Regions from separate parts of the Homo sapiens genome. Here regions 1, 2 and 3 are each linked to region 4. A link is a contact called in ENCODE Hi-C or POLR2A ChIA-PET data. All regions are on one chromosome and are shown on one strand. The core of a region is the stretch at or near the end of the contact, and the rest is flanking DNA. Distances in the headings are between cores, read along the strand shown. Region 1 overlaps LOC105370906 (a long non-coding RNA gene). Region 2 overlaps HMG20A (high mobility group 20A). Region 3 holds the start of LINGO1 (leucine rich repeat and Ig domain containing 1). Region 4 has its middle 94 kb from the start of LINGO1.

The links. A loop is a pair of places that touch in the nucleus more often than their neighbours do. ChIA-PET counts read pairs that join two places held with the same protein, here RNA polymerase II (POLR2A). Pooled maps may share reads with other maps.
Region 1: a loop to region 4 is called in a map of DLD1, with 7 times the contacts of the local background. The contact joins two enhancer-like sites. A Hi-C loop is called at or near these places in 4 of 168 maps with a recorded cell type or tissue (DLD1, G401, endothelial cell of hepatic sinusoid and 1 more). POLR2A ChIA-PET finds 5 or more read pairs at or near these places in 2 of 52 experiments (HEK293T and Panc1).
Region 2: a loop to region 4 is called in a pooled map, with 2.5 times the contacts of the local background. The contact joins two enhancer-like sites. A Hi-C loop is called at or near these places in 3 of 50 pooled maps. POLR2A ChIA-PET finds 5 or more read pairs at or near these places in 3 of 52 experiments (IMR-90, OCI-LY7 and activated CD4-positive, alpha-beta T cell).
Region 3: a map of HepG2 shows a loop between it and region 4 (5-fold over the local background). The contact joins the promoter of LINGO1 here to the enhancer-like site in region 4. A Hi-C loop is called at or near these places in 5 of 168 maps with a recorded cell type or tissue (Caco-2, HepG2, head of caudate nucleus and 2 more), 1 of 37 single-sample maps with no recorded cell type and 16 of 50 pooled maps. POLR2A ChIA-PET finds 5 or more read pairs at or near these places in 4 of 52 experiments (HEK293T, SK-N-SH and WTC11).

What each region holds. Positions count from the first base shown.
Region 1 is chr15:77,605,621-77,610,601 of GRCh38, reverse strand. The region is part of intron 3 of LOC105370906 (a long non-coding RNA gene); the gene reads right to left. Among named protein-coding and RNA genes, the nearest start is that of LINGO1, 25 kb to the left of the region's middle. RefSeq lists enhancers at 2,493-3,211, 3,101-3,395, 4,651-4,981. Within about 2 kb of position 3,324, at least 6 of the 41 ENCODE cell types and tissues checked have a DNase peak (open chromatin) inside an H3K27ac peak, as active enhancers do.
Region 2 is chr15:77,455,047-77,459,695 of GRCh38, reverse strand. HMG20A (high mobility group 20A) reads right to left here. Exons shown (of 10, transcript NM_001304504.2): 2 at 1,200-1,292. The coding sequence starts at 1,288. Among named protein-coding and RNA genes, the nearest start is that of HMG20A, 36 kb to the right of the region's middle. Within about 2 kb of position 2,420, at least 2 of the 41 ENCODE cell types and tissues checked have a DNase peak (open chromatin) inside an H3K27ac peak, as active enhancers do.
Region 3 is chr15:77,629,425-77,634,178 of GRCh38, reverse strand. It overlaps LINGO1 (leucine rich repeat and Ig domain containing 1), which reads left to right and starts at 1,267. Exons shown (of 2, transcript NM_032808.7): 1 at 1,267-1,869. The coding sequence starts at 1,864. It overlaps LOC105370906 (a long non-coding RNA gene), which reads right to left. Exons shown (of 4, transcript XR_001751806.2): 4 at 3,718-3,894. RefSeq lists enhancers at 314-443, 1-448, 3,843-4,408.
Region 4 is chr15:77,536,771-77,541,752 of GRCh38, reverse strand. No RefSeq gene overlaps it. Among named protein-coding and RNA genes, the nearest start is that of LINGO1, 94 kb to the left of the region's middle. RefSeq lists enhancers at 1-250, 3,475-3,524. Within about 2 kb of position 3,697, at least 10 of the 41 ENCODE cell types and tissues checked have a DNase peak (open chromatin) inside an H3K27ac peak, as active enhancers do.

The DNA of each region.
Region 1 (4,981 bases), core at 2,075-4,574, 69 kb before region 4:
AGCTGTGTAACCTTCTTCTGTGGAAGAGGGTCGTGAACTCAACTGCTGCTAAAAGCACTGCTGGATTTAAAGGGCATCGTCTGGGAAGCCAGGCTGGAGAGGCTGCTTTCTTCATGCCTGGACAGCCTCTGAGACGGGGAAAGGAGGAGCAGATACTGCCTTGCCCTGGCACACACACAGCTGGAACCTGAGCCCAGAGGTGGTTTGAAGGGTCAGAGCCTTCCTGGGCCACCCACATTCCCCCAGAGCCCTGATGGCCCTGCTCTGCCTCAGACCCCATGGGGTGTTGGAGTCAGGATGCCCTGCTGCCTCAAACCCTATTGGGAGCCCGCTGCTCTGCTCACCTTTTAATCTGGGGCCAAGGGGATGAGGTTGGAAGAAGCTGTTGGGGAAAAGGCAAGATATTGAATCCTGAGAGTCCAGCCTGCTTTCCAGGAGACTGAAAGCAGCACAGCCTCCAGGCCTGCTCCTCTATGAGGCAGACATGCCGGAACCAGAAAGGATGCTGAGACTGGGAACCCACCATCGACATTCAAGTGGACCCACCCGAGGGTGGCACCAGGAAGATGAGTATTAGAGGGAGCAGTGAGCACCAGAACCCTTCCCTGGTTTACCCCTCACAAGTCAGAATACAAGGCTCAGAGAGGGAAGGTAACCTGCCTAGAGTCATACAGCAGAGTGGTAGATGGAACGTGAGCTTTGGAGTCAGGCTGACCTTGGTTCAAATCCCACCTCCACCATTGAGTCCCACATGCAGAATAGGGTTAACTCCTATGTTTACAGGGTGTCTGGGAAGATCGAAGACAGTGTTGTAAAGTACCCACCTACACAGGGTGTGGCACCTGTTGGGTACACTAATGACCACTGTTACTAGCATGACATCTTTATGGGCAAGCAAGGGAGTGGTAGCTGAACTCAAGAACTGGTAGGGTAAGGGACTGTGCGGGACACAACAGGGATGGCAAATGGGTTGGGGTAGAAACCAAACCTGGCCATACCCTCTGCTTTGCCACTGGAGGCCTCAGGGCTGTGTGGAGAGGATAGAAGCAGACTCCAGCTCATGAGCCCTGTTTGCCCAGGAGAGAGAGTGGCTGTGCCCTGGGGCCCTGGAGGACAAGGAGACAGGGGAATATGTCACAGAGAGCAAGGGAGAAGGGGTAAGAGGAGGAGTGTAGACCCCTGGCTGGTATCAGGAGCCCCTGGGGAAGTTCTGCCACCAGCTGGCCAAGGGCCCTTGAGTATTTTAGGGCCTGAAGTCAGGGTTCATGAGGTACAAGGAACAGGGAGCACAGCCCACTTGGAGCTAAGTGATTTATGGAACCCTCAGAGAACCTGCTTCCATATCACCTTTCCTGCTTCTTTCCCCAACTTGGTGCCCTCTGATGACATGACAGCCTGTACAGGACTGAAAGTCACCCACTCATCCCCGCCCCAGCTCCCATTCAAAAACCCCAAGCTCCAGCCTCCTTTGTAGTCTGGCTAAGGCCTTTGATTTCTTCATTCCTAGTCTCCAGAGAAAAAAAAAGGCTGAATGGTCACTCACCAGCCAATCGGTTGGCTGCCTTGAAGTCAGGTGCCCATCCCCTTGTCCAGTCAGCTGGGGCCAAGGAGCTCAACCTTGCACAAGCCAAGTTGGGGTGAAGATGGTGCAGAAGGCATGAAGGATTGGATCAGTTATCTATTTCTGCATAACGACCACGCCCACAACTTCGTGGTTTAAAACAACTGTTTATTTGTTCCTAGCTCTGGAACTTGGGCAGAGCTTGGTGAGAACAGCTCATCTCAGTTCTGTGTGGCATCGACTGGGGAGACTTCACTGCCGCTGAAGGTCCTAGATGGCTTCTGACCATGTCTGTTGCCTCAGCTGGGAGGCTGGAAGGACTGCAGGGCCGCTGGCTCCTCTCTTTCCACATGGTCTCTCTGAGTTTTAGACTTCTTTAAGGTAACTCAGCACTCCAAGATGACATAAATGGAAGCTCCCAGGTCTCTCAAGGCCGAGGCCAGGCAGACGCATAGCACCACATTGGCTGCATTCTATTGGCCAAGGCAGTCTCAGATCCCCCTAGATTCAACGAGAGGGAGGACAGAGCCCAGCTCTCACTAGGACAAGCTGCAGTCACACGCAAAAGGGCACTCAGGGTGTGAGAGTTGTCACGGCCACCTTTGGAAATCACCTTGGAAGTCCCTGGAAGTCACAGGGACCTCTGTGGTGCCTTATTCCTTTGAGGAACCACTCACAGGTGCACAGCCCTGTATGGTTTGCTCAGGAGTAGGGGGCTTAGAGAGAGATGGTGACTGTCCCAGTGATCTACAGCTGGTAAGGAAAAAGCCAGGACCTGAACCCAAGTTTGCTGTGCAGTCTGAGTCCCTTTCCATAGTGAGGGTACGGGGGAAGTATGGCAATAATCACAATAGCTACTGTTCATTGAGGGTTTGTGCCAGGCCCCAGGCCAGATGCTCTATGTGCCTTCTCTTATTTCATCATCCCAGGAGGAGGGGCTTACAGGCTCCCTTTCAGATGAGAATACTGAGAAGTGACTATCTGCGGCCCACCACCAGCTAGGTGCTGACGTCAGGATTCACACTTAGGGCATCAATACTTCCCTGAAACAAAGCCCCACATTGGGCCCGAACCACTCCAGACTCAGGCTTCTCATCTGTGAAGCAGGCACGGCCTCCTTTCTTTGTGGAAGTTGGGGGAGGAGGGTGTGCTGTGGCCTGGATGGGTGAGCACATGGTGGCGGGGGCGTGCTCTAAGCTTCTGCCAGTCAATTCCCCCATCCTGGCCCCCAACCCACCTGGCATCCCTGTGGGGCCCTGAGACCCAGGCCCCGCAGCCTGCTCTGAGGGACTGGCACGCTAGGCCTGGCCTGGTCCCTGCTGGGCCACTAGGGACCATGGGGCAGGAGTCTAAGAACAGCAACCACATGACACATCCCTAGGAGTACAGGGCCCTCCCCCGGGAGCTCCAGCCTCTGCCTGCCTGAAGGAGCTGATTGCTCAGCCTGGAAAGGGATTTACAGTCTCCCCTTAAGCCTATTATGGCTCGTCCTGTGGCCCCAGCCCAGGCCCTGTCATCCTGCCAAGTGACAGTGCTGGTGTCTGAGAAGGGGCCACGGAGACTGAGGGATGCCCCAGTGCTCGGCCCCAGCTCCTTCCTACCCCAGCCTTCAGGCCAACCCAGGAGGCCTCTCCATGCCCTATATGTGACCCCAGCAGGGACCCAAGGTCTGGCTCTCCCTGTACACCCACTGCCTACGCCCCCTCACTCCCGGTCTGGACTGTGACACAGCCACGTAGACAGCCAATCCTGTGGCTGGGGTGGCAGGATGTTCCGGAGGAACAGAGGAGGAGGAAGCTGGAGGCAGAAGAAAGAGAAAGCCAGGCAAGAGAGAGGATAGGCGGGCCCTGCCCGTGATGCATCCCTCCTGGTTCCTGCGGTCCAAGCTCAGCCCAAAGGCAGCGGTCAGCATGGCCGGCTCCCTGTTCTGCTGATGAGAACCACAAACCTCAGAGAGGCCCAGCCACTGCCCAAGTTGCATGGCTAAGCCATGGAGCCTCAGAAACCACAAAATGCCCTTTGTGTGCGCACATTCTGTAAATGAGGAAACTGAGGTACAGTGAGGGGAAACTGAGGTACAGCATTTTGTGACAGGCCTAAGGTCACAAAACAAGTCAGTCGGCAATAGCACCAGTTCTGACTCAGCTGAATTGGGAGGTGGCCATTTCCATGGCATCCAGAAAACCTTCCTATGGGAAACACAAGGTCAGACTGGCCCCAGGGGGACACCCATTCCCAGGGGCGGGGGCGGCAGCTGGAGGCTCTGACTTCCTGCCTTTGCTGTCTGACTTGCAGACATTTACATAGCTCATTAAAAAATATGGTGTCGTAAAGAGGAGAGAGCCGGCTCGGGAAAGCCTCGTTCCCCCGTTGACTGCCAGACCTCTTGCAGGACACTCCAAGGGCGCAGGGAGCAGACCTGGATGGGAGGAGGTATGCAGCTGCCCCTCCGCAGCACCCAGAGCTGGGGCTGGGGGAAGCTTTTAAGGCATCTGTTTTCCTGGGCTCTGTCCACAGCCCTGTGCCAGGAGGTGGTGTGACCTTGTATAAGACCCTGAGCATCTCTGGACTGACCCCTCCCAAGGGCCTAGGAGAAGCCTACACTAGGTATCTCACATTCTTCCAGCTTCAGGGTTCACCCCAGGCCTCAGTGGTGTCCCCTATCTGACTTCCCTGCCCCCACGCCACTGCCAAAGTGAGGCGGAGTCACAGCCTCTCTAGCAGAATGACCTTTATGGCCCAGCCCTATACCTGGGCCCATAAATCCCTCCCTCCACGCCATGCAGTCTCCTGGAACAGAGCAAGGGGTCTGCTGACCCATCCGCCTGCCCCACCCTGGCCACCCCAGGACCACCTCTTGCCCATTTCCCAAGCGCAGCTCAGTCCAGAGCCAGGATGTCCAAAGCCCCCAGGATCCTTGCCATCAGAACAGTCACTCCCCTCCACCCAGAGGTCACCTTTCTGGAGTCTTCCTGTGTCCTTCTCAGGCAGCCTGCCAACGTCGACCACCTGGGGGGAGTCCTCGCCCCTCTGCCTCACTTTCCCTCTCTGTACAGCCAGAGTTGGGTACAACGGGCTCTGAGATCCCAACCAGACAAGACGGTCTCTGGGGAATAACAAGGTCCTCTGCCCATGGTGAGTCCAGGCAGAGCCCCTAGCTGGGAAGTAGGGACTGTGGCGAAGCCCTGCGGCCAGAAGCGTGAAGCAGGACTGCCTGACCACTGGCTGGCACCTGGCTGGCCAGGAGCCAGGAGGACAGTTGTTCCCTTTCTCCTGCAGGGCAGCTGGAAGGGACAGGGACGCTGGAAGGTTGACGGGCTCCCAGGGTCATCCAGAGGCAGGAGGGACTGCTGGAAGTGTGGGGTAGATGGGGAATTGTTCTGTGTGGAGGCAAAAAGCTGCAGGGGCCAGGACAGCCTG
Region 2 (4,649 bases), core at 1,171-3,670, 81 kb after region 4:
TCGATAAGATGGAAACTCTCCTGCCTCAGGGCTTTTGCACCTACTGCTCCCTCTGTCTAGGATAATCTTCCCCAGAAAACTGCATGCCAGTTGCCTTATTTCCTTCAGGTCTTTATTGAAGTCACTTTCTCATTAAACACTTTCTGGCCCATCCTGTCTAAAACTGCATCCCCAAACCCTTCCTATCCCTTTTCTCCACTTTTTTCTTTTTTTAAACTATAGTTCTTATCAACATAGTATATGTTTTGCTTATTTATCCTGTTTATTGTCTGACTCAACAAGTAGAATTTGAACTTTAAAAGGCCTATGATTTTTATCTATTTTGATCAATGCTTTCTATCTAATGCCTGGAACAATGACACATAGCAGATACTCAGAAAGTTTTTACTGAATGAATATAGTAACTAAGCAGCCTTTAGAAAAGTCTTGGAGAACACTTTCATCTGAGTAGTGAGGTCAAAGGCGGATATCAACGAGGTGAGACATAAATGTGAGGGAAGGAAACAGAATTACAAAGTATAGCCTATTTTTTAAACAGCTCTAAAGAATATTAAAATAATTCATCTTAGGGATTAGCTAGCACTTCAGTCTATTAGTGAACACACTTTCTCTTTGCCAAATAACTTCTAAACATCTAGAAAAGATAAAAATTCAAGTGGAACAGAGATTTTCAAGGGAAGAGGTGGACTACTGTTATTAACCCTTTTCTATATCTCTTTAAATATTTGTCAAAAGATCCCACAGAAAGGAGAAGGGGGTGGGATGGGGAAAGGAACAGAAGTCAGCTAAAGTTACTAAGCATCTTGAATAAAGAACCACATTAAAAAATCTGATCTTTGGGAAAAAACTATTTTAATATCTGTGGTAATTTGAACAGAAAAAATGCATTTGTTTTTTAGAGCTAGCTCTGTGGCAGGTATTTCCTTAATGGTGACTATATAATTTTCTTAACTGGAGTCACCAGTGTTTGCTAGATTCCACATATTGTTGTACCAGTTCACAAAAACCAGAGCACTGCAAAAGATAATTGAATGCAGATTACAAAGTGGTTTATGATGGCTGTCACTCTCTTTGCAAAGTGAAACAAGTGCACCGTCTATTCTTATGATATAAAACTGCCTCTTTAGGACCTCTTACTTTGCTAGAAGCTTTGTTTTGAGGCCTATGGAGAAGTCCAGTGTCCTAAAGCAGCTGCTTACCCAGTGGTAGCCAGATCATTACTCTCCTTGGAACCGTCTTCATCTGCAAAAAGGGGCGGTAGGGTGGAGCTAGTCATCAAGTTTTCCATCTCTCTGAAAGGAAAAGAGAATAAAAAAAAATTAATGGCTTAATTACTTCCATTTCAAGTTCCACTAATTTAAGAGCCAGCCTTCTTGAACTTTATCATATAAGCAACAGAATAAAAACTGACCTAAATATTTATTTTCTTGACTTGGACACATCAATTTAAACTGTATGGTAAATGGGCCTTTTAACCTTGGTCTTATCAACTGACCAGACTGAAAACAAGTTAGGTTTTAACAAATGGGATGTGGTTTGGAAAATTCCTTTTTATTTATCCAGAGTATCTTCAAAAGTATTCATTTCCTGTAGAAATTGTTAAGCAGGGTAACTCAGAAGCACTGCCACTCTGAGCAAGCTATTTAAGCTCTTTGAGCTACAATTTCACCATCTTAGACTAAGACAAAATTGCTGACTTAACCCAAAGGGTTATTGTGAGAGATTAAAATGAAAGTGCTCCATAAACAGAGAAAATCTAAGGTAGTAAGTGCATTGAGTATTATATAAAGAAAGATATTGTTATTACAGCATTACCAGTTCTCAGTCCCAGATGAATCATCTATAGATTAAATGATGGCAAACTGAGCCCTCCAAAAGGAAATAATGCAAAGGAAGTAGAGGATGGAAGGCATGCTGATGTGGCTCTCAGTCAAAGAAACCACACTTCCAGGTCAGAAATATGCTCCACACACCATCATAACCAAGAGCAGAAATAGCATGCACCTGGGTACAGGAAACAACTAAGCTTAATTGAAGAAAACAAACAAATCACAAGAACTGAGGTTATCAGACTGAAAGGATAAAAGGACAAAGTGACAAAGAGAATAATTTCATTTGGCATATCACTATGAAAAACGATTTTTGCCTTTCAAGGCTTACCACAAAGGGCATCACCCCATGTAGTTAAAAGCAGCAGTCTTCCCTTCATCATGAAAGGGATATTCAAACAAAACATTCAGCAGTGACCCCAAACATCAGCCACTTACACAGAACTGCAAAGCACTCAAGAAAGAGTGCCTCAATCAATTGGGAGAATTGAGAAGCAAATTATGAGAATTCACTTAGGAGCTTCCTCAGGAGTTATTTCAGGCGCTGCTGCTGCTAAGGAGACCTGGTGAAACAGCAATTAAAAGGAAAGCACAGCGGCAAAGCAGAGCCAGGATCACTCCACTGAGGTGGAAATATGAAGAAAATGCCGATGACACGAGGACCACATTCTCCATGTTCAATGGAGTGATTTATTTCCAAAAGATAACACTGATGTTTTATTCCTTATTCTTACTTATTCTCACTTCTAAGTTTATTATTTAGCAGGCCAAGTTCCATAAACAGCTTGATGGGAAAAACACATCTCTGTACAAATATTACCCATTACAGTAGGTAGAGCATGGAAGGTAGAGAGGAACTTCTCACTCAACCATCATAAGCACTTTATTCTACTGCAGGAATGCTTGCAACCTCTTTTCAGTTCCTTCAAGATAAGGTGTTTACAAGTGGAATAGCTCTAATAAATACCACAAAATTCCATTCCACATGTTTTACTGAATAACCCTGACTCAAGTGTACTTAAGTTTTAATTCACATTATACAATACAAAGGCGAGATTAAAGCCTGGGCTGCTAACATCACCTCACACCAATGTCAATGTTCATTTTACCAAAAGAAAACTGTAATATCTGTTAGATACCATACAGACTAACCATAGTGAGCAAACATTCAAATGGCCAGGTATATACCTTAGGGAACTCACTTGACTGGCTTTTTTTTTTTTTTTTTTTTTGACAGTCTCGCTCTGTTGCCCACGCCTCCCAGGTTCAGGTGATTCTTGTGCTTCAGCCTCCCAAGTTGCTGGGATTACAGGTACGTGCCACCACACCAGCTAATTTTTGTATTTTTAGTACAGACGGGGTATCACCATGTTGGCCAGGTTGGTCTTGAACTCCTAGCCTCAAGTGATCCGCCCACTTCGGCCTCCCAAAGTGTTAGGATTACAGGTGTGAGCCACTACGCCTGGGATTGACTGGCTTCTTTCTAAAAGTATCCCTAGAAGTCAATGGCCTTTCAAGAACCTTGAGATTCAGCATTTAAAGCTCCTGGCATTGCTCCCATGCCTCAAAAGAAGATATATTATCTGGTGAGGGACAAATGAAGTGTCTTTTCATCCACTATGCCAACATGACCCTGTTAGAGTGTTTTCCAGATATCTTTAGTCATTTCTGAAACGTGGGGAGGCAGCTGGATAACATAACCTTAACAACATATAAACAGATCATATAAACAAAGGAAGTTCAGAGAACACACATTTTTTCCTTTTTTATTTTCCCTCTCTTAAGTTTGTTGTATTCAAACCCATATGGTTTCAGATATATTTTCTCAGTGTTACTGAGTAGTCAGGTCCCTAAGAAATGAGTAATAAAGTGGGTGGAAGGTTAAGGGGCCAAGATCAACAAAAGAAGGAAATGAAGAAAAGTGCAGTGAAACCCAAAGGCCTCTAAACTAGTCCAGTAAGTCGGAAAATACAATGATTCCCAAGAATATGTCTGGGATCCTGGGAGAATGCATTTCATATGGTCCATGAGGGAGTGATTCAAAAGGAATCACGGCTACCAAGCCACTGATTGCCAAAAGCCCTTCACATGTAGCATCTGTGCCTGATGATGTCCCAGTACAGAGGTCACACTGAACTTTGAAATTTTATGCAAAGCACTTAAGAAATGTAATGAATGCTGCTCTAAATGAGTAAAGAAGAGAAATTTGTTCAAAGGCAAAGCAATATACAAGTTTGGCTCTTCACTGCACTTTATACAAACAGGTCTATCATGCAGATGTTACCTAGTAGAGGGGACTTATCCAGTGAAGGCTTCTACCAGGAAGCCTCACAAAAATGATATTACTTTGCCACTTAGAACACTTTGAACCAGGGTCTGGACCTGAGCTTTGGAAATCCCAAAATTCCCTCTAACACTAACCACTCACTGAAAAAAACCTGACATATAAAAGAGTGCCAATTTAAAATATTTTAATGATGATTATAAAGATTGTAATGAGAATTATATTAAGCGTACTAGATATTTAATGACTAGTGAACACATTTTCTCTCTGTAGTCATCTAGTAGGCCAGATCATAATCAGAACATTGCTATGGTCAATATATGGCCAGAACAAAGGAAATTAGGTGGAACTTAAGAAATGTTCCTCAACTAAGATTGCTCTAGTAATCTTTCCCAATAATAGGGATGATCACACCAATGTGACTATGTTATTCCAAATGTGTTGGACAGTGCTGGAAGCATATTTGTACTTCTGGTTTCTGGGGTTGGCTCTTTTCAAGTGCCCTTTTCTTACTTTACACATGCTAACCCCACTTC
Region 3 (4,754 bases), core at 18-2,517, 95 kb before region 4:
CTGCAATGATGTTGCGCAGGCTTCCTGGGAGAGGGGGTGTCACTGGAACTGGGATTCCAGCGTCTGCCCCAGAATCCGAGAGGCTTTGGGCTAGATCCCCTCCCCCAGCCTCAGCTGCCCCTGTGGACTCAAGCTATTAGGAGTATTCATGTGCTAATGGGTTGTTCCCAGCAGGGGAGGAGGGATGGCCGTGCCGGGCGGTGTCAGCATTGATGGTTATTCTAATAAAACTGGCTTGGTGGTAAAGGGCGTCTGGCTTCAAGGAGATGGAGGGGGTAGTATAGGGAAAAAGGTGAGGTCCTGAGGGTGGTAACCTACTCTGCAGGCTTTGCCAAGACATCCCTGCTGGCCTAGTTTCTGTATCTGAGGATCAAGGAGGATCTGGATCTCCGAGGAGAGGTCCCATTCCTTGGGCCCGTCTGAAGTTGTGGCCCCAGCCGAGGATCCCCGGGACCATTCCGGGAGGAGGGAACAGTCAAGCCCAGGCGGAGGCTCTGCGCTGCCCTCTGCTGGCCACTGGGTGCAGGGCCTCCGGACGGAGCGGGCCAGAGAGGCCTGCCGCCCTCTGCTGGACAGGAAGCCAGGCTGGGCGGGGACCCCGGCTCCTGGGTAGAGCTGCCGGGCCAGCGCGGCTTCCTCGCCGTCCCCTGGAGCTTCCCATTCTGCCTGCCTCGCCCTCCCGCGCTAGAATGTGGGCCCTCTAGCCTCGCGGACTTTCGAGAGGAGGGGACAGGGCCAGGACGGGGGCTCCCGGTCGGCCTCCCCATGCCGCCCTCCAAACAACCCTGTTCGTGTAGGGAGCCCTGTCCGTCCTCGTGCGTGTGTTCGTCCACAGCCCAGTTAACACGTGTAAACACACTCGCGCGCTCACATGCACACGCATGTGGCAACACAAAAATCACACACAACGGTGTGCGCGCATACACCCAGGGAGGACCGCACGCCGGACTCCCCGACACCCGGCTGGCCCGGGACTCGCCCAGAGCCCCGGACCCGGAGGGGCGCGGCCGTGTGCAGAGCTGGAGCGCCTGGCTGGTGCGCCCCTCGCCTGCGCACCCCTGCCTGTTTCGCTGCCCTAAGCGTGCAGGGCAGCGGCTGGGGCGCCCCTCGCTCTCCGCCCCCTCCGCTGAAAGGAGACGAACCACCCCCCACCCCACCACCACCATCACCAGGTTTTGCGGCCGCGCCTTCTCCTCCCCCGCCCGGCTCCCGCGGCTCACTCGCTCCCTCCTCCCTCGATCCCTCCTCCCTCCCTGGCTCGCTCCTAGTGCTCCCTCCCCGCGCCGCTGCAGAGCGCGGAGCCCGAGCGGGAGCCGGCGCGGGAGCCGGAGCGGGCGGCGGGCGACAGCGCAGGCGGCGGCGGCGGCGGTGGGTCCTGGTCCCGGCCCCGGAGGGCGCGGAGTCCCCACCCGCGCCGCTCCGGCCCCTCTCCCGACGCGGGGCGCCGAGCAGCATGCGCGGCCGCTGCCCGCCGGCCCCGGCCCCGCGGCGGAGCGCGCCCGGCCTCGACCCCGGCCCCAGCGGCAGAGGCGGCGGCGGCGGCTCCGGGCCGGCCCAGGGGGCAGAAGCAGGCTCGCGCAGCCCCTGTCCCGCGGCCTGAGCGCGCCCGCCCATCCGCCCGCCGGGGCCGCGGCCTCCCGCCTCCCCACTCCCGAGCCCCGGCCCCGGCTCCGGCTCGGCTCCCGCCCGCGCGGGGCGGACAGACGGACAGCCAGCCCCGCGAGGGCGCGCGGACTGCCGGGCGGAGGTGTCGGAGGAGGAGGAAACGGAGGAGGGGGCTGGGCAGGGGCTGGGGCCTGGTCGGGCCGGCTGGAGAGACATGCGATTGGTGACCGAGCCGAGCGGACCGAAGGCGCGCCCGAGATGCAGGTGAGCCAGGCGGCCGCGGCCGAGCCCCGAGCGGGCAGCCCCGCGGCGAGTGCCCCTGGGGGCCGCCATCGGCCCTGGCTGCGCCCTCCTGGGGTTGCAGGGCACCTCGGTGCCACCCAGACCTCCTTTGGGGTCATAGGCCTGATTTCCCCTCAAGCCTCAGAAATGAAAATTCTTCCTTTTCCACCTCCCCTCTCTCCAACCCCAACAAATTCCGGGTTTGTAAGCTGGGAGCCTGGAGCTGGGGAGGGGCCCCCACGGGTGTCCCAGACCTGCTCTGGTCTCCCCTTCCTGTCCCCCCTCCCATTCTGAGTATTGGTCACTCTAGAGGGTAAGCCCCCTGCTCAGCCCTGGGTGGGTACCTCCCTTCGTGGACCCCAGGTACCCCCAGGCAGCCCCCACCAGCACCAGACACTCCCTAGCTGGTGGACACAGGTCAGGGGCTGGGTTTCTCCACAAGCTCCAGCCTGGATGGCAGCTCCCCACCACACACAAGCATCGCCCCTTTCCAGCTCCTGCCCAGTGAAAAGGAGATGGGGAGTAGGGAGAGTGGAAGGAAGGGAGTTGGGGACCGGGAGCGCCCAGGAACGCTTTAGGGGCCTCCCCTTTGTCTGCGTTCAGCCCGGGCTTCTCACCTCCTCTTGCCCCACTTTTCATTCTAAGGCAGAGCGGGTGGGAGGTGGGAACCAGCTGAGAAGAGGGAGGTAAGGAGGGAGCCTCCTGCTCCCCCTCACACCCTTTTCGGGGTGGGCTGTGGGCTCTCTGCTCTCAAGGCATGCCAGGAGATGTGACCCTCCGGGCGGATCCCACTTTGAGAAGGAGGGGTGGGGCCAGGCCAGTGGGCAGCCCCTCCCGGTTCCTGCTGGGGTCGCAGCCCAGCCTGGTCCAGCCTGACTGTGCCTGCACCTCCTCTTTGTTCTCAGAGGCCTTGGGGTTGGGGTGGGGCAGAAGGGGGCCTGAGAGGATGGGAAGAGCTCTGCCCTGAGCGGGTGGGAGTGCAGGAGGCCCTGAGGTAGGGGCTGTGGCATCTGGACAGCCCCTTCCTGCTCGCCCAGCCCTCCCTCAGTCCTCTGCTTGGTTTGGGCAGCCAGAGGGCGCATAGCCCAGCCTGGCCCGCGGCTCTGGGCTCAACCCTGTTGGTCATTATGCCAGTGGCTTCAGCACTGGTGCCTCCCATGCCCAGGGAGCAATGAGCCGGGACACCCAGGCGGCAGAGAGCCTGGGGCTTCCCCAGATCCAGCGCAGAGTGTCAGTGAGGAGAAGAGGGCCAGCTGCTCCCAGACCCTTTGTCCTTGTATAAGCCAGGGAGGAGCTCAAAATCCTCACGCCTCTGGGAAGGCACTAGCAGCAGGTCTACTGGGATGGCATGCCTGTCCTTCCTGCTTTCTACCCGTGGCCCGAGGTGGGAGGGAGGGTATAGGGTGGCACCGGGGAGAGACCAATAACTCCTTGGAACCGTGCTGAAAGAGGGCACAGACTCACATCGGGGATCCCAGCAGCACCCAGCTGCCCCTCCTGGAAGGGGCTTAGCGAAGGCAGGGACAGGCACCCTGTGGTGTTCTTGTCTCTGCCCCCCTCCTCACCCCCTGACAATTTAAGTGTGAGCCCCTGGGTAGGGCTTAGTTAAAGCTGCAGTGTTCCCCAGGTTCTGGAGTTAAAGAGTGGGAACCAGCTTTTAGGGGGATGGGCATGTGCTCAAAGCCAAGGGCCCTGTGTGACTGGGAGGGAGGTGGAGAGACTTACCCCTTGCGATAGTCCTCTTTCATCTGGGCTCATCTTCATCCTCTGTCCTCTGGGCATCCATTTCTCCTATATTGGGTATTGTTTTCTAAAACCCAGACTCCCAGAGGGACACCTCCCCCACCCCAACCCCCCAAAAAACAACCTCTTGTGGAGGTGGGTGGTTGTTCTGCATGAGGCTAGACGGGATCCCTGGTGCCGGTGAGGGCTCATGTGTGGTGCTGCTCTTCAGGCGCCTTCAGCCGCAGATATCTGGAGAAGCACAATTGGGGTTGGGGCGTGTTCCTGTTGGGAGATAAGGCAGTGCAGTCATTCGTGCAGGGTCCCACGGAGGCATGAGGCAGCGTGTCCAGTGGAGGGTAGGGGAAGTGGAGCCAGGGAAGGGTGGGGGGCGGTGGGTAGTAGGTGTGGTGGTTTCAGAGTCAGGGCCTTAGCTTGCTGGCTGGAGTCTCTTGGGCTAGCTGTCCTGTGTGTGGCACTCTGTGGAAGTGGCCTTCCAGCCCCACCCACCTCCATGGTTAGTCTCTGGAGGCTTTCTGTTCTGTTTCCACCAGTTCCTCCACGTATCCCCCCATCCTCACCTGGCTTGGCCCCGCATCCCCTCACAAAAGGTCCTTTCCTCTCCTTCTCCTGACCCCCTCCTCCAAGAAGCCTCTCTGCCTGCTTCAAGTCATTGCCCCTCCTTCTCCAGTCACCCACAGCATAGAACCACACTTGTTTGCACTGAATATTGTACCAGCCCAGTCACGCATGCATTTGTTCTGCACATCCTAGCCAAGCTGCCTGCTCGGCTCTGGGCTAAGCATGATCTGCCTTGAACACCCTGAGCAATCCTAGTACCCTTCCTTTTGCCCTCCTGCCTGGCCCCTGGGATGGGACAGACCCTTGGAGGTACAAGGGAGTAGCTATTGGCTAGCGGCAAGGACTATCTGTGCATGAATGCACAGAGCTAGATGATGTCAAAGATGCCCCAGGCAGGGGTTGAGAAGAGACAGACAGGGTACTCAGTAGCCCACACAGGCACTCAGAGAAGGGTGAGATTTCTCCCTGGGGGTTGAGGTTGTCAGAGGTGCTTTAGGAAGAGAGGGAGACTGGCTGAGTCCTAGGGAAGCAGCAGACTGCAGAGACACAGAGAGCAGGGGACT
Region 4 (4,982 bases), core at 2,448-4,947:
TTGGCAAGAACCCCAGGAGTCCCAAGTGTGTGTGGAGCCCTGGTGAGAGCTCCTTAGTGGCTATTCTGACCCCAGGGCTCAGAGGCAGACATGTGGAGTGGGAGGAAGGCGGGGAGGGCTGGGCCAGCCACATTTGTAAGCTCCCCACAGCCGCTCTCCAGGCTACAATTTGTCTAGGACTCCAGAGCGAAAGCAGTTGTGAGGCTGGGACCGGGGCAGGGCTGGGGAGGAATGCTTAATCCAGCCAGCGCTGGGGGCCACACCCGGGCCTGCTGGGGCACTGGCCTGCCCTCCCCTCCTGCTGCCTCAGTCCAGGGGAGGAACAGGAAAAGTGCACACTGAAGGCTGGAGTCCTCTAAGGCCGTGGGCACTCCCCAGCCCCTCTCAGCTTCATTTTCTGTGTCTATAAAATGGCGCAAAAAAACCTTGCTCTTGGACACGTTTATCAGCAGTTGTCTACGTGCAATGTCGGGGGCGGGGGCGCTTGTTAAGACAATAAGAAATAAAGGAGAAAAACGTGATCAAAGGAAGTCACATTCACCTTGCATTTAGCGGGGGATTTGTACCCCTCTTTTCCAGGCCAGCAAACCAAGGCTCAGAGAGAGCTGGGTATTGAAAGTGCTGGGAACTAAGCATACCCTGTAAGACTCCAAAGCCCTCCCCACCTCTTGTTGCTCCCACCAGGACCTCCCTGATGTTGCCCTTGGAGTAACCCCCAGGCCAGAACTAGGTGTCATTTTCAAGCCTCCTCCCCAAATGTCCCCGCAACCCCTCCCTGGTTTCCTAGCATCAACCTCCATTCAACCTCCTCAACCTCCTCTGCCCCTAACCTGACAACAGGGGTAAAACTCACCCCTTGCCCGAGCAATTGAGGCTCCATCCCACCAGCCAGTTAGCTCCCTGTCCCTGCCACACAGCCACAGCCTAGCCAGTTCCCTTTCTGCCTGCAACTACCATTGTTGTGCAAGAAACCACCCCAAAATATAGTGGCACAAAACACTGACCATTTTCTTCTGTTCATGGAGTCTGCGGGTCAGGCATCGGACAGGGCACAGAAGAGGCGGTTTGTATCTGTTTTGTGATATCTGGGGCCTCACACAGCAGGCACCAGTGGCTGATGGGGGCTCGATGTCTGGGGTCTGGAACCATTCAGAGGCTTTTCACTCACGCGTGAACACGTGGTGGATGCTGACTGTGGGCTGGGAGCTAGGCTGGGGCTGTCCCCCAGAACACCTGCATGGACCCATTCATCAGGCCCGGGCTTCCTCATGGCATAGCAGCCTCTGTCCTAGGAGGACATCTTACCTGGTGGCTCAGGGATCCAAGGGTGAGCGTCTCAGCACGTAAGGTAGAAGCTGTGTTGCATTTTATGACACTCTTGGAAGCCCCAGAGTGCCACTTCTGCCATACTCTATTGGTCGAAGCAGTCACAAGCCCACCCACGTGTTTTTGTTTTTTGTTTTTGAGACGGAGTCTCGCTCTGTTGCCCAGGCTGGAGTGCAGTGACTCGATCTTGGCTCACTGCAAGCTCTGCCTCCTGGGTTCACGCCATTCTCCTGCCTCAGCCTCCCGAGTAGCTGGGACTACAGGCGCCCGCCACCACGCCCGGCTAATTTTTCGTATTTTTAGTAGAGACGGGGTTTCACCATGTGTTAGGCAAGATGGTCTCGATCTCCTGACCTCGTGATCCACCCACCTTGGCCTCCCAAAGTGCTGGGGTTACAGGCGTGAGCCACCGCGCCCGGCCCCGCCCATGTTTTAAGAGGGGGAGCACAGGCGTACATCTTCAGGAGATGAGGGGCCAGAAAGGCCAGAAGACCCTGTCTCTAGCACCCCCTACAGTCAATTCACTGTAGAAGGGCCTGCGGGATAGGGGAGATTGTTGGAGCCATCTTCAAAGTGCAAGCTGCCTTGTGGCTCCTCACCATGGCTGTGATGAAAGCCGCCCCCATTCCCTTCCTTTCCCAGCCCTGCCCCTCAGTACCAAGACACTGTCCCCTGCAGGAAACTTGCCTGGATTGAAAGCTATAGCTCCCACACCTCAGGGGACGGAATCACAACCACAGCCATGACGCGTCCAGGGAACATCTGGCCTCCCTCACTCTTCTCCAGAAATCTGGCCTACCCAGCTCCTTCTGCTCTCTTGGCCACTGACTCATCTGTGCTTCCCAGGGCTCCAGTACTGTCTTACGGAGGACTCTCCTGAGACCTCAGCCCCTTGCAGGACCTGCACCCCTATCTATTCACTGATGATCACCCAGTCAGTGGTTTCAGCCTAAACTTTTCCTAAAGGATCAGGTGCCCTCACCTACCTGCCAGGTGCAGAGGTCTCCCTCTTCCCTTGCACTCAGCACAGCCTGAGCCCAAAGGGCAGCCCCAGCCACCCTGGCACTGAAGCCAGAAGCCCCTCTCTCTAGTGCCCCCTACACAGGCACTTCATCTCCAGGCCCTCCCAGCTAAACTCCCAGGTCAGGTCCCTCCTCTCACCTGGCTCTCACCTGGCTCTCACCTGGCTGCTGGCAATTGCCCCTTCCCTGCGGAGTCCCTTCTCCAAGCAAGCTTTTCTAACATGAAACCCGACCTTGACCTTGCCACTCCCAGCTGAAACCCTTCCAAAGGCTCCCCAAATGTTCAGGACAAAATCCCAGCTCCTTGCCAACACAAGCAGAGCCTTTAACTGCCATTTGAATTCTTCCACTCTCTCTAGCTTCGCTTGTCACTGTTTCCCTCCTCCTCACACCTGTGCTCAGGGCTCCAGTCCCCTGGGCATGCTGCCATCCACTTCCAGGTGTTTGCACAAGCTGCTCCCTAGAATTGGAACACCTCTCATGGCCCTCACCTGGAGAGGGTCTGTTCCTCCTCACAGCGCCATCCAGTAGACTTTTCTGGACAATGGAAATGTTCCATTTCTGCACTATTCGACATGCTGTCCACTAGCCAATTGAAATGTGGCCAGTATGACTGAGGAACTGAATTGTTTATTTGTTTTTTATTTAAATGTAAATGGCCACCTGTGGCTAGTGGCTACCATATTGGATAGTATGCAGCTCCAACATAACACCTCTTCCAGGAAGCCTTCCCTGACCTCCCAAGCCTGGGCCAGATGCTCCCATAATGCTCTGTTCTCCAGGTGTTTATTCACCTGTCTCCCCAGCTGGTCTGTGAGTTCTTTTAGAGGTTATCTCTTGATCATCATGGTATCCCCAGCTCCAGGCTCTTATTAGTGACCAGTAGCTGTGCAGAGTCTATGAATTTTCTGAATCCACATCTAGGCACAGACTGGACCTTCCACGAAGACCAAATCCAAAATAACTCTGCTGAGGATCCGAGTAAATGTGTGTGTGTACACACATGTGCAGTGAATTCACGTGTAGTCATGTGTGCACACCCATTTGACCTTGGCAAGACCCGTGCAGGCCCCCACCCGGCTGGGGACAGTGGTCTCACACACAGATGCTGGCACGCTGGGCTGGACAGGAAGTGAGCCTCTGAATTGGCTTTTGTAAAAATCAAACGCTGTTTTCATTCTTGTTTCTAAGATGCTTCATCTGCATTGCAGATGAATCTTCAGGGAGTTTAAAAAGAAAAGCTTCCAGTTTTCTGTGTGGGACCACCTGCACTCTCAGTTCCACATTCTATAAACAAGCCCTTGCAGGCACAAGGGAAATTTGCCATTTAAATGAGCCTTCACCTCCTAAGTCAAAGGCCCATTTCTTGGTTACGAAGCTCTTGTTAAAGTTTTGATATTGGGTTTTCTTCAGATGGGGCCTCACGCTTCTGTTTCCCCCACTCCTCTCCCCTCCTTTTCTCCTCCTGTCCTGGCTCCTCCCTCCCTCTTAGGACACCACCATACCTCCTGCTCTGTCTGGGATGGGGTCTTCCACCCAACCATGCCAGGGTCTGAGAGAGGAAACAAGCCAGTTTCCTGCCCTCAAGGAGTTCCCACCTTTCTGTTCTGTCCTCAGTTCCCTACGATCTCCTTAAAAAGCAGAACCTTAGAATTACGCACTGGACAAATTCTTAGAGGCCTGATCCAATTTCCCATTGCACAGAGAGAGAGACTGAGGTCTGGGGAATGAACTGGACTTAGCCACACAGAACAGGGGAAAAGAGCCTCAAGCCCTCCATCCTCAGTCTGGGATTCTGGACACCACATCCCCCCACCGCCTACCCCGACTCCCTCTACCCCCATTTCCTCTACCTGGCTGCCACACTGGTGCTCCCTGACTCCCTCCTGGGCACAGACTGGTGACTAACCACCCTCAGCTGTGCCCACGGTCTTCAAGGAGGACTCCTATTTAAGAAATGAGGGGAGACTTCACCCCTTTGCCAGGCAGTCAACAGTTCCCCCCACAGGGATGTAATAATTACCAAGCCAGGCAGCAGGTGCCTCTATTACTGCTATTGTGTTCTGAGTCTCTTAAAATGGCATTGAAAGGGCATGTCAAGATCTTACAGCCTGCAATGGGACCCCCACAGAGGACTGAAAGGCGGCCACTGCAGCAGAGGCAGAAACTGGGTGTCAGGCATATGACTCAGCCAGAGCCTTCCAGAAAGCTGAGGGCAGGGGGTAGGTTGGGGAAGGGCAGGGAGTATGGGCAGCTGGCTCCAGACCCCATTCTGCCACCCACTCTTTCTGTGGACCTGGCTGGCCTAGCCCCTTTCATTCTCCATGCCTCTATTTCCCTCTTTTATTGAGGTTGGGGAGAGGGGAGGAACAGGGCTGCTAATGCCCTATATATGATGTGAAGGGTGGCCAGGGTCATCTTCTCCCTGTAGCAGCCCCCACGCCTGTGAGCCAAACCCCAGTCCACAAAGGCTCCAGCAGCTACAAGGAGACTCTCTTACCCCAAACAGCTCTCCTAGCTTTGTCCCCAAATTAGCCCTCCCCTGCTTGGCCCTACATCCCTTAGACACTTAGGAACTGAAATCATGAATGCTAGTTGAAGCTTAAGAAAGTCGAAAAAGGAGTCAGTGTCTTC